2 separate regions of the Mus musculus genome follow, and region 1 is linked to region 2. A link is a contact called in ENCODE Hi-C or POLR2A ChIA-PET data. All regions are on one chromosome and are shown on one strand. Each heading gives the region's core, a stretch centred on a gene start or an enhancer-like site at or near the end of the contact. The rest is flanking DNA. Distances are from core to core; before and after follow the strand shown.

Region 1 (6,755 bases), core at 1,652-4,151, 78 kb after region 2:
GCCAGCCAAGGATACATACTGAGACCCTCCACCCCACACCCCTTATGGTCTTCCCCACTACTCCCGCCATAAAGAAAGTGCCTGGCGAAGCAGCTCAGTGTGCTCACTGCATGAGCTGGACAGCTGAGTTCCACCCTCAGAGCCTACACAAGAGGGAAAGGGGAGGGGAGGGGAGGGGAGGGGAGGGGAGGGGAGGGGGGAGAGGAGGGAAGAACTGACTCCACATGTCCACCTCAGAATAAAAGAAATGATAAGATTTATTTCTATTTTATGTGTATTTTATGTCTGCATGTCTAGTGCCCATGGGAGCCAGAAGAGGGTGACGGATCCCTGACATCAAGGACATCAGTGAGCTGCTGTGTGGGTGCTGGAACCCAACCCTGAGTCTCCCTGAAAGTTCTCTTAACTGCTGAGCCATTTCTGTGGCTCCAGTAATAAAGGTTTTTAAAAACAATAATCAAGAGATAAATCTAAGGAGTGTTTGCTTTGCATTAAAAAAGTTAAGAGAACGGGGGTTCAGTGGGAAGAAATGGGAATTGGTAATAACTTTCTTATGAAAAATGCCTCATAAACCAAACATTTACAGACAAATTAAGAGAGCGTCAAGTCCATCCGTGTGTGAAATCCATGCTAAGGTCTGCTCAGGCAAGTGACTTTCATTAGAGCTTCCCTTGTCACGGAAGCCAAAGCATTGGGGGCATTTTCTCTTCCATTATTCTAGTGTTTAAAATGCATAGGACTTTAAAAAACGTATGTAATTTGTGTGTATGTGTCCCAACGTGTGTGTGTGTGGAGATCAGAAAACAACTGTATTGTCGGTCCTCTTTACCCACCATTTGGATTGTACTTGACGGTAGCTACCTTTACCTGTAAAGCCATCCCACTGGCCCCAAAATGAAAAAATCCTCAACTAACACTGGACAGTCCAGTTGACCTCAAGAATTGGTATAGGCTTGCCTGGCCTGGAACTTGCTATATAGACCAGGATGACCTTGAATCTAGATTACTGCCTGACCCTGACTTCCAAGTGCTGGGAGTAAAAGTATGTGTCAGGAATGGAACTCAGATCCTCTGGAAAACAAGCAATTGGTGCTGAGCCAACAATTCAGGCTGGAGTGGCAGATTTTACTTTACGCTTTTGGTCAATTAAATTGCAATAAAATATTACACTTAGAAAAAAGACCATCAAGAAGAGACTAGCAGAACTCCTTCAGGGACAACCTTTTAGGGGGACATTCTCTGCCTAACAGTTCCAATGACTTATCTGCATCAATTTCAGATGTTTCAAAACTAAATTTACAGTAGACTGCTGCTAGAAGTGCCCGTAGCCACTGATTTATGTTTTCATAGTCTCCCACAGAGCTCAACACAGTTCCTCACATACAACAGCAGCTGTTTAGAATTGTTTCAGCAGGTGACAATCAGTAAAGAGATACAGGACAAGTGGACCTTCCAAACAACAGAAGCTGGTACGAAAAGTTTCATACACTTTATGTTATCTTGTGAAGAATAACACACAACCTAGGCACAAGAGTGCTCCCATATAAGATTTTAGAAAGCATCTGTAAAATGTCCTTCCACAGACACTTAGCAAAATACCTCCTCTTATGGTCAATTTCAAAGGGCTCATAGGACAAACATTTGCTCAAACAGATTTGCGGCCCACTACAGATTGACTGTGCTTTGCCATGTGCAAGCCTGGAAATGAGGGCATCAAGTCCAAGTGTTCCCAAATCTTGAGCCTCCCAACATTTCCTTCCCCAGTGACGTTCCTGTCCAAGAGCGCAGGTGAGTGGCTTGGCCGCTGAAGTCTGCTAGCAGCTGGTCAGAGGAGTCTTTCTGCAGCTCTTCTCCATTATTTCTTGATTTCTAGGTTCAAACCTTTTAGTTTTCCAGCCTCGTCCTTCTCGGTATTGGTTCCATCCCCTCTTCCCTCCCCAGGGTTCGGTCCTCAGTTCCCCTGTTTCCTCTACGCAAACCAAGCCAAGCCGACATCTCTCCCAGGACAGAGACAAAACTTGTCTTCCTCGGCTCCCATTCGCTTGCATCCTCTCGGAGCAAGGCTACCCCGAGACCCAAGGAATGGGACTGTCAGGCGTCCTCCCGCGGTCCAGGCCTTTGCACGGCTCTACTAGGCAAACCCTCCTCTACCTCCAGGGCGTCCAGTCGGTCCCTCCCCGCCTCCAGGATTCCCAGCCTGATCTCAGGAAGAGAGCGGGCGAGTAGGGGATATCCTCGCCGCGGCGAGAGCTGAGCGGATCGCAAACCATGCTAACCCCGCGGAGCCTTGCGCACCACCTTCCGGGGATCGCGTCCTTCCACCTCTTCCACAAACCTCCCCGGGCTGACGGCTTCAAAGCTCTGCCAGCTCCGCCCCAATCGGCGTCACTGTCCACTCAGAAGCGGGACGGCTCCGCCCAGCAGGCAGGTTGTCACCCGTCGCACAGCCCCGTCCCGCCCTCCGGTCCGGTCAGCACCCAGCTGACCCGGCGCCGCTGCCCTCCCCGGAGATCCAACTGGGCTCCTCACACCCCTCTTCACACCATGCTACTCCAAGTCAACCGCGCCCTCCCTCAACACCACGACGGGCACGCCCGGCCTCTCGGTTCGGTTATCCTAATGCCGCCACAGAGAGGTGACCTCCGCGCCCGGCTCTGGCCCGCACCTGCAGAGCGCAAAGCTAGCCACCTACCATGCTCCCCAAGGCTGCCGAAGCGACTTCAATTTTCTGCGCAAGCGCACGCCGCTCTTCCTCTGCGCAGGCGATTGCCGCGGCGGCTAGCAGCAGGCGCTCTGCGCAGGCGCAGTGTTCGAACGCTCCCTTCAGGTGACTGGGGGGGCTCGCTCCGTCTTCGGCTCTCCGCGTGCAGCGTGGACAGGCGCCCCTCAGCTCCGAGGCACAGCGTTTGGGTCACATCGTAACCTCTCTCGGAGGCTGTTGCTGTTCTGAGGCTCTTAGGCTTACGCACTCTCTGGAAGCTGGCTGGCCGGCCGGCTCCCGGGACTCCAGTTCCCGGCGTGCATCGCGCCGCGCGAAGGACGACGGAGCTGTCCATCGGCAGCCTGCTTAAAGGAGCCGCACCTACTTTCCAGCTGCGCGTCAGAAGCGCCTGAAGTAAGAAGAGGGCGGTGCCGTCCTCGGTGTCCTGGTCCCGAGGCCAGGAAAGAGATGAGGGCAATTCTTTGGCGGCCCTGAGGTTCGCTGCGTCGGGGAACTCTCGATCGGGGACAGTGATGCTGAGGTCGCATGTCCAGAGAGCGGCCTCCTCCATCGGGGTAAGCTCTGCAGCTGCGGGACTTCTGTCCTGAGATGCGCTCCACCGGGGTCCTCATCCGGGTTGCTCAATCCTGGCGACTCCTACCCGGGGCTCCTTCTTGGTTTGTCTCTTCCAAAGGGGATCCTTCCTAGGAGACTGCCTTTGTCTACTTTCCAGGGGGTGGAGGGTCTTTTCCTAGAAGTTCTTTCGGGGTATGGGGGAAGACAACCGTTTCCAAGACTTCACCTAAACTCGGAGGTTCAGCTCCCCGAGCCTCCCGTTTTTTTGTTCTTCCCTGTAATTTTTTGTAGTCTCTCTGTCCCGCCCCGTGAGGCTGCCCGCAGACAGCCTCTTCTTAAAGATAAACCTGGAAAGACGCCCCAAGATTGTCTCTTTCAATAAGGGATGTGGGTGCCCTGCAACACTTGACTTAAGCTTATACAGCCAGGGAGGTTGGCAGAGTCAACAATCAAACCAAGATGGTTTACACATTAATTTCTTAATTTAGGTGGTAAAACCAATCAAGTAAGTTGAAAGTGACAGGGAAGGTCACTCTGGCCCAGTGGGTTTAACCTCTCGTTTATTTATTGTCAGCATCCATCTCATCTTCCTGGGGTGCAATGTAGATTTGCTTACTTACCAGAGAAGTGTTTGCTACTGATGAAAGGGCCTCTTTCTTCATAGATCTTTTTCTCCTCCTTGGCTTCCCTAACTAAAAAAAGAACAAGCAGCTGGCTAGTGAGTAGGCTCTGTGTCTCCTCTCTTTGTGGATTTAAGTTGGCACCTCCTGAACAAATAAAGTAGCTATTTGAACAGCCCTTTGGGCACCACCAAGAAGCCATGGTTCATTGGTTCTAAGTCATATAGGCTGTTTGCTCTGCCTCTGTTTGACTTATCTTCCTTTGGTGCATGGCATCTTATTCCTCTTCTGTATTATATTCTCTATTTCTTTTTCCAAAGTAGTTTCAAGGATTGGCCGGCTACTGAAGTGCTTCATCTTTGGCAGCTACCTGTTATGTTCATGTGGGTACAGGTGCTCTTTTAAAATGTACTTTAGAGTTAAAATAGGCTTTGCTGATGGAAGAAGACACATTTAATCCCAGCACATGGGAGGCAGAGACTCAGATCTCTGCGAGTTTGAGGCCAGCTTAGTCTACATAGCTAATTCCAGGACAGCTAGGGCTGCATAGTAAGACTGCCTCAAAAATAGATAGGTAGGTAGATAGATAGATAGATAGATAGATAGATAGATAAATGAATGGATACATAGATAGATACATAGATAGAAAGATGAATGGATAGATAGATAGGCTTTAATTCAGTAATTTTTCCCATTGAGACTTTTCTTTGCTGTCTCATCCATTTCTCCTTTTTTATATCATCTTGTAGAGAGCAGAGCTCTACTTTGGAGGCTGAGGCAGGAGAAGCAGATGCTTGAAAGTAGCCTAGTTATGTAGTAGTAAACATTGTGTTTCAAAAATGGATTTGAGGGTTTTTTTTCTTCTTAATAAACTCATGACTGAGACTATAAGGCTGAATCACCACGCCTAGGAATTTATGTGATTCTTATGCCGGAAGTATTGATGTTGCTGTGCCAAATGAAAAGTAGCCTGGAGTTTGACTCTCAGAAGGTTTCTTCCTCAAAAAAAAAAAAAAAAAAAAAAAAAAAAAAGAAAGAAAGAAAGAAAGAAAAAAGTAAGAAAGAAAGAAAATAAAGCTAGGGACAGCATTACACACCTTTAATCCTAGCTTCATTCAGGAGGCAGAGGCAGGAGGATCTCTAAGTTTGAGGCCAGCCTGGTGTACAGAGTGAGAACTAAGCCAGAGTTATACAGCGATACCCTGGATCCTGTCTGTCTCTCTGTGTCTCTGTCTCTGTCTGTCTGTCTGTCTCTTTCACACACACACACACACACACACAAACACACACACAGAGGAATGAATAGAAAGGAAAACAGAAAGCAAAGGATTTTGTCTGTGTTGCCCTGGTTGTCCTGGAACTCAGAGATCCAAGTTCTTGTGTTTGTTTTTGTCAACCTGTCTCCATTGGCTTTCCCTTCCTGGTCTTATCAGAATGCTTGCCTCCCTCTCCTGGGTAGAGTTAGAGTCTTTAGAAATGCCACCTTTTATTTTTGCTACAACTAGCCCAGGTCTGGAAAATCAATGGGGGTAGCAGAGAAGTAAGTGTGTGTGTTTGTGTGTGTGTGTGTGTGTGTGTGTGTGTAGGAGGCAGACTCCCAGGGAGGTGAAATGCTGGCATATTTGGGGGTGGAGGATGCTGTCCAGGCAGGACAGTCAGTTGGAGGCTCCGCTAAGAGACTAGAGGGGGTATATCCATGAGCTGTAAATTGTATAAACGTGGTATATTTTGTTTTCTTTGTGGGCATAACTCCAGGGGTTCCATGTACATCCGATTCCTAGAGTTTAGCTCCCTTTCCCTTGGTTTCTTCTTCAGCCTGTTTTCCGGCCTCCTAGATCACTGTCTCTCAGGGTCGGTTACTGAGCACTGCTGCTACCGGCTTCTAACACAGTTCTCTCACCTGCCCAGCCAGTGTTTTCCTGTCATCTCAGCTGGAGCTGGCACTGAGAACTTCCTCACGCCCCTAAACGAGACTTCAGGAACCAGGTTCTCTCTGCCCTTTTGCCAAACACCCATGTGTTTGTGTCAGGTCTCCCGTCGGAGGGAAAGGGAACGGGCCTGCATTTCAGTGATGGAAACGGTATGGACATTTGATTAAGACATAGAGTTCCAGGCGTGGCCAGACTCTTGTGAATGTTTTTAATCCCCGTGCTTCATTAACTACGGCTCATTTTGGAAAATTAGCAATACTCCAAAAGGATTTTGAAAGCAAGCAGGGAGACCGAGCACACCATCAGTGTATCGGGAGCCAGGGGCTTCCGGGGTGATGGGGAATTTCTCTCTTTCTTCTACTTTTGACATGTGGCTCCTCTTAAGTCAAATGGATTTTTTTTCTTCACACAGGGTCAGTTTATGAAGCTGTGTGAGCTTCTTACTGATTTATCTGTAGGGCTCTTCTGAGACAGGATGTCAGGGAGCATAGGCTGGCCTCGAATTCCCAATCCAATCTTTCTCTTTTCCTCTCCTAAGTGCTTGGATTACAGGCTTGTGACACTGTACCTGGGGGCTATGTCTTAAACCTTTAAAATTGTCTTTAAAGTCAGATGAAACCCCTTTACCCTCCACTAATGGTCCTTAACATTCAGCATTTGATTGTAATCTGGATATGGTAAGTTCAGAAGTTGACGCAGTGTCGACTTGTTTTTCAGCTGAAAATGTGTGTGTAAAATGCCAGCCAACTATAGCAGCAGTCTCTGCTCCCACCCCACATCCTTGGACCATGAAGGTACTGGACCAGAGTCTCCTCTGGATGCTGCTTCCCTTCTTTCACCTGATAGCCAGTGCTGCCGAGCACGAGGAGGTGGCCAAGCATGCCATCAAGCTGCACCGCGGGAAGGGCGCCACTGCCACTCAGAGGA
Region 2 (6,461 bases), core at 1,470-3,969:
TGTGGTTCTCCACCTCTGGACAGCATGACCAGACAGAACACAGCCCTGTCATGGAAAGCCAAAGGAAAAGCACATTTCCCTAGCAGTCCTGTGGAAGGACTGTCATCCAGATATTCCCACCACACACCCTGCCTCTCCTCCCATGGCTTCAGGATAACGAGATGATATTGTTTCTTTTTTCTTTTTGACTTCTACATTTCATGTAAATGTATGCCTATCTCAATTAGGTTTTGACAGTTCTTGGGGAATATGCACGAAATTTCCCAGAAAGGAGTTGCTTTTTCAAGTTGAACCTTCTGCGAGGAGACTGATCAACCAATGTGGAGAGGTTGGAATGTTGCAAGTTCAGAGCCAACTTATCTCAGGCCATCTTTAATCTCTCCTGACAGTCCTCGAAGCTATGTGACAGAGGTGGAGCACCTGGAATGCATAGAGAACCAGGTTCCCTTTGGAAAATATTCACTCGCTTCCACCAGCCCAAACCCGAAGGTACCATCAGTACGTGAGGCCTACAACAGGGTTCTCTGTTTTCCTGTAGCCAGCCTCTCTGATGCTCCCAACAATGTATTTGAAAAGCACCTTGATTCATTTTTATTTATTTATGACTTTATTCCATTACTAGAGAAACTTCGTAAAACTGCTTCCACACTGTTAACCCAGAATTTAGGGGAAACTAACTCTCTCTGGGTTCCATGGTCACGGCCATGGTCACTCACATTTATCTCCAAAATAAACGTCTCTTATCTTCTCTGAGAGAGGGAGAGAGAGAGAGAAAGTGTTATGGTTTTGATTTGATAGGAGTTTGAGGCCAGCCTGGGTTTGAGACATGAGGTCCTGTCTCAAAATAAAGAGAAATAATAAAAATTAAAACAGAGCCAGCAAGTAGGCTCAGGAGGTTAAAAAACCAAATGTTCACATAACCTCATGGCCTGAGCCCCATCCCCAGAGCCCGTGTAAATAAGCCAGATACAATGGCTGACATCTGTAACCCCAGCAGCTCTATGTCAAGACGAAAGATGGAGACAGAAGCTCTTGGGCCAGCTTACCTGGAGCACACTACATGCCAGAAACAAGAAGGGAAACCCTGCCCCAAAACCAGTGGAAGAAGAGAATCGACTCTTGAAAGTGGTCCTCTGACCTTCACACACACAGTGTGGCACTCATACACCCACACTCACACGAGCACACACATGTGCACACACAGTGATAATAAAATGTTAAAATAGACCAGTATAGCTAGTCATGGCGGCTCATGACTAGATCACGTATAGATCAGGTATAGCTAGTCATGCCTGGACTAGGGATGCTGAGGCAGAAGGATTATGAATTTGAGGCCAGCCTGGGCTATATAGGAGTTCATGGCCAACCTGGGCCACCTAGTGAGACTATATCTTGAAGAAGAGGAGGGGCTGGCTCAGTGGTTAAGAGCACCAACTGCTCTTTCAGAGGTCCTGAGTTCAATTCCCAGCAACCACATGGTGGCTCACAACCATCTATAATGGGATCTGATGCCTTCTTCTGGTTCTGGTGTGTTTGAAAATAGCTACAGTATACTCATGTACATAAAATAAATAATTCAGAGAGAGAGAGAGAGAGAGAGAATTGAAGGAGCAGGGTACAGGCTTTGACTGCCACCTTCTGGGTGTGAGCAGCCAGCCTTGGCAGTGTCTGTTTAGACACAGGAACAGTGGGACCATCTAGGGACAACAGTGCCTCTGGCTTTCTTGCCCTGCTGCAGAACAGTGACTAAGCACATTTGGAGACTGTGGTCCCTGTAAGGAAATGCTACTTCTGAGATACCTAAATATGAAAACTAATAGGTTGCAGTATTTATCAGCCTTGGAAATGAGACACTGAGAAAGGCTTGGTCCAGCTTCCAGGGTTGGGTCTATGTCTTGGTGGGTTTAACGGAATCCTGGGTGGTGTCAGGCCTCCGGAAAATGCAGAATTGTCAGCCTCACCCTGTTCCTTGAAGAAGTCACCTGCTCCTCCCCACAGGGAACATCTGTGCCAAGAGGCTCCTCCCCCATGGAGAATGCGACTCTCCCTGCCTCTCCCCTGTCAGCTGGCCAGAGCAGCCTGGAGAGCATCCGTCAGCTTGCCAGCTGCACGCCTGCCCTTCTTTCTCAATCTAGCTTAAGTTTAATTTAATATTTTTGATTTGCATAGAAAGTAACAGGTGCCCTCGTGACATTTTTCAAACATGCTTGCTTTTGGTTGACCAACCTCTCCCCCTGCTCCTGCCCATCTCCCTGATTTGGGTTTATTTCTTTGTTTTACATTCATTTGTGTTATTATTTATTGTGTGCCTGTGTGCACATATACATGCACAGGTGCACATGCATGTTCTTGCACACACACATGTGGAAGTCAGAGGGCAGCTCCCTGGAGACAGTTCTCTTATCCAACAATCTCTTCCACAGTGTGGGGTTCAGGTATTGAACTCAGATAGTCAGACTACATAGCCCTGGCTGGTTTCACACTTCTGGTGATTCTCCGGCTTCAGACTCTTGGATGCTGGGATTACAAGCATGCACCTATAGCAAGCCATGCCCTCCCTGTGCATTAGCATCTGGTACATAATCTTGGGGACTGGTGTGTCGTAAACACACACGTCAAGCACAGCGGGCAGCTTGGCCATTTGTCAAGTAGCAGCCTGGTGTCTTTGTGGCGTAGACTGGAGGTGGCACTGGGAAGCCAGGGACTAACCCTGAATGAAGCTGACTTAATTAGGGTTCTTGTTCTTGATGTAAGGTCAAAGCAAGAAGCTCAGATGCCCATAAAGGGTGGCCTGCACTCCAGTGGGGACTAACCTCACAAGTTCTGAGCACTGGGACTCTGGCCTGTTTATTTTTAGAAGCTGTTGACATTTATCAACAGCCAGTTCCACCCCTGCCACTCCTTAAGCCAAAGCCTTACTTACAGCTGTCTGAAAGCATAGGCAAAAGACAGTGTTGGCTCCCAGCCTCTCCCACCCCTACTGAATCCTGTCCACCAATGTCAGGGCTGCACTGTGTTTTGTTTGTTTGTTTGTTTTTATTTTTATTAATTTTTAAATATTATTTTTTTCCATTTTTTATTAGGTATTTAGCTCATTTACATTTCCAATGCTATACCAAAAGTCCCCCATACCCACCCACCCCCACTCCCCTACCCACCCACTCCCTCTTTTTGGCCCTGGCGTTCCCCTGTAGTGGGGCATATAAAGTTTGCGTGTCCAATGGGCCTCTCTTTCCAGTGATGGCCGACTAGGCCATCTTTTGATACATATGCAGCTAGAGTTAAGAGCTCCGGGGTACTGGTTATTTAAATATTATTTATTTATTTATTATTATTTATATGCGTACACTATAGCTGACTTTAGATACACCCCAGAGCTTGAGCTATGAGCCACTCCACATGGGTGCTGGGATTCCACCTCCAGCCCGGTTGACTGAGCAGTCCTTTAGCGGCTGATCCATCTTCCCAGCCCATACCCTCTTAAAGCTGGCAGAGTACAAACAACAGCTTTGGGATCGTCCTGAGTGTGGACTAAAGACTGGCTCAATAGCTGCGCATCCATCCCCACCATCCCCTTCTTCCCACAGCACAGCTCGGCTTCCTGCTCTGCACAGGCACTGCCACTCCTGTGTGCTGTCTGTCCATCCAGATGCCTCACCTGATAGAACCCTGCTCACTTTCCTCTGTGTTTTTTTATTTCCTTCATCTTCTGTCATCAAGGGTGATGGGAGTGTAGGTCCCAGGGTGTGAACATGGTTTTGTTACTTTTTGTTTCAGCGTGGACACAGTTTTGTTACTTTTGTCTCAGGCGCTTCACCAGATGCACTCGGGCTGTTCCATTTCTTCTGAGTTATTGGCTAAGTTCCCACTTGGTAGGTCAGGGTCTGCAGAAGAAAGCTCCACCACAGAAGACTGCGAGGAGCGTCCGCAAGGGGCTCAGCGACTCGGAAGAGCTCTGAGTATGCAAATAGAACACTTTGATTTTCTTCTGTCAGAGTCATCGAAAAGACGAGCATACTTTCGTATTTAATTTTTTTTCTTCTATGTATTTATTTGTTGATTTGTTTTGGGGGGCACCGAACACAATGGTGCAGAGGTGGAGGAACAACTTTCAGGGGTCAGTTCTCTCCTTTTGCGGGAGCAGAAGATAAACATCATCCCTAGAAGGCAGAGAGATATGGGAAAGGTCACAGAGAGAGAATCATGGTGGCAAACGGGTTCTCCCGACCTGAGACCAAAAAAAAAAAAAAAAAAAAAGGCCTGGGGATGCTATGGGGGTGTTGGGGGGGGGGATCCTTCCAGCGCTCCCGTTCCCGTTCAAGCTGGTCAGATATGTACAAGGCCTGTCCTAAGCATGCTTACCCAAAGTGTGGGCATATATACTCCCCTTTCTTTGTTTAAACGGAACAGCCCACTATCAGGGGAGGGGAATTTGCCCTGTGCTACCAAAACAACAGAACAATTTAAAAGACCTAGGTTGGCCCAGGGAATTTAGCTATCAGTGTCCTCTCTGTTTTGCAGAGAGTCTTTCTCTCTGTACTTTACTCTCTGACTCTCTCTGTTTCTCTCTCTCTGCCTCTGTCTCTCTGTTTCTAATTCTCTCTCTGTGTGTTATTTGTGTTTTTGTGTACCTATGTGTGTGTGCATTCTTCGCTTGTAATAAATTTTGTCAGCCGGGTGTGGTGGCGCAAGCCTTCAATCTCAGCACTCGGGAGGCAGAGGCAGGCGGATTTCTGAGTTCGAGGCCAGCCTGGTCTACAAAGTGAGTTCCAGGACAGCCAGCGCTATACAGAGAAACCCTGTCTCGGAAAAACAAAAACAAAAACAAACAAACAAACAAAAAACAATAAATAAATAAATAAATAAATTTTGTTGCCTGTTGCTGCTGCTGTGTTTGAGACTTTATTTTTCTGTTTTTAAAAAAGGATTTATTTATTTATTTGAGCACACTGTAGCTATTTTCAGACACACCAGAAGACGGCAACAGCTTCCATTACAGATGGTTGTGAGCCACCATGTGGTTGCTGGGAATTGAACTCAGGACCTCTGGAAGAGCAGTCAGTGCTCTTAACTGCTGAGCCATCTCTCCAGCCCTCTTTATTTTTCTTTTATGAGTGTTTTGATGCATATACATGCACCACAAGCATGAAGTACCAAAGGAGGCCAGAGGAATGCATCGGCACCCCTGGGAATGGAGTTACAGACAGTTGTAAGGCACTATATGCTGGGAACTGAGCCCAGGTCCTCTACAAGAGCAGCAAATGCTCTTGACCACAGAACTGTGTCTTAAGTACCATGCCTTTTAATTCTGGTAAATCCTCACATTCTCCTAGCAACATAGAAATATGACCTATATACAATAAAACTCACCCACTTGATGTTTCCAGTTTTCAGTGGCTCTGCTGTGTGAGCCTCAGAACAGTGTATCTTTCAATGCCCAGATGGCTGCATGACCCTAAACTCTTCCTCGTGGATGGTCGTCACACAGAGGCTTTTCAAGGGCAGAGGTGAGCATCAGCGTCCTATCCACCGGGTGCTGCGGGTGCTGTTGTTTCTGCTATCATTGAGGCTGTGCTGGGCATTACTGAGGCTGTTGGAGTACCATGGACATCGGGTCTGCACCTCAGCAGGTCCATGTTTGCTTTACTCTTCTGTCCCTTTAATCTCGTATCTCCTCAGTTCTTTGATTATTGGTGCTTTGTGGAAGTGCATGCGTGCGTGCGTGCGTGCGTGCGTGTGTGTGTGTGTGTGTGTGTGTGTGTGTGTTGTGCATTTCTTGTAGCTTCTTGCTGTGAATGGACCCATGTCTTCCTTACACATAGGAATGTTTGTCCCATAAGGCAAACTCTGCCTCTTCTCTTTTTTGTTTTGTTGCGGGCGGGGGGCGGGGGCGGGGGCGGGGGGCGGGGGGCGGGGGCGGGGGGCGGGGCGGGGGGCGGGGCGGGGGGGAGTATGTCCAGGCTTCACGCCTTGCTGGCTAGCGTCCAGGAGACCTACCTTGTCACCTAAAGAGTGAAAGCTTGAGGTCCTGCCCCGTGTTGGTAAGGAGATGCATCAGGATGACAAGCCTTTGCCACCAGAAACCCTCGGGAGTTTTTCCACGTAATGAACCTCCACGCAGGTCAATCTGAGTCTGCACTCCGCTGCTCCAGAGGAGTTGAAGAGCAAAGATGGTCACTGATCTTGTTTCCCATTTTTCTCCCAGTCAGAACCTCTGGTGGCAGAGATGTTTGTGTAGTCACATGGTGGACCCAATGCTTGTTGTTATGTCCCAGCACACGATCAGGAGTCCCCTGACCCTTCAGGCCTTCAGGAGGGGTCACCATGACCTAGCAAGCGTATCTGTTCTCCTCATTGCTCTAGCTGCCGCGTGGTACCTGCTCACTGGGGTGCTCAGTGGTTGCTGACCACAGAAAGCCCACAGATGACTATTTTCTGCCATCTGCTTCATCTGTGGTGGT

What was found. Hi-C counts contacts between places; a loop is a spot of excess contacts on that map. ChIA-PET counts read pairs that join two places held with the same protein, here RNA polymerase II (POLR2A).
Region 1: a loop to region 2 is called in a map of v-Abl transformed pro-B cells, with 3 times the contacts of the local background. The contact joins the promoter of Tmco3 here to the enhancer-like site in region 2. A Hi-C loop is called at or near these places in 1 of 37 maps with a recorded cell type or tissue (v-Abl transformed pro-B cells). POLR2A ChIA-PET finds 5 or more read pairs at or near these places in 4 of 5 experiments (Patski and embryonic stem cell).

Annotation. Positions count from the first base shown.
Region 1 is chr8:13,285,112-13,291,866 of GRCm38, forward strand. Tmco3 (transmembrane and coiled-coil domains 3) reads left to right here and starts at 2,902. Exons shown (of 13, transcript NM_172282.2): 1 at 2,902-3,276; 2 at 6,546-6,755. The coding sequence starts at 6,617. Dcun1d2 (DCN1, defective in cullin neddylation 1, domain containing 2 (S. cerevisiae)) reads right to left here and starts at 3,015. Exons shown (of 7, transcript NM_001024504.2): 1 at 2,693-3,015. The coding sequence starts at 2,695.
Region 2 is chr8:13,207,137-13,213,597 of GRCm38, forward strand. No RefSeq gene overlaps it. Among named protein-coding and RNA genes, the nearest start is that of 2810030D12Rik, 9.6 kb to the left of the region's middle. Within about 2 kb of position 2,720, at least 1 of the 3 ENCODE cell types and tissues checked has a DNase peak (open chromatin) inside an H3K27ac peak, as active enhancers do.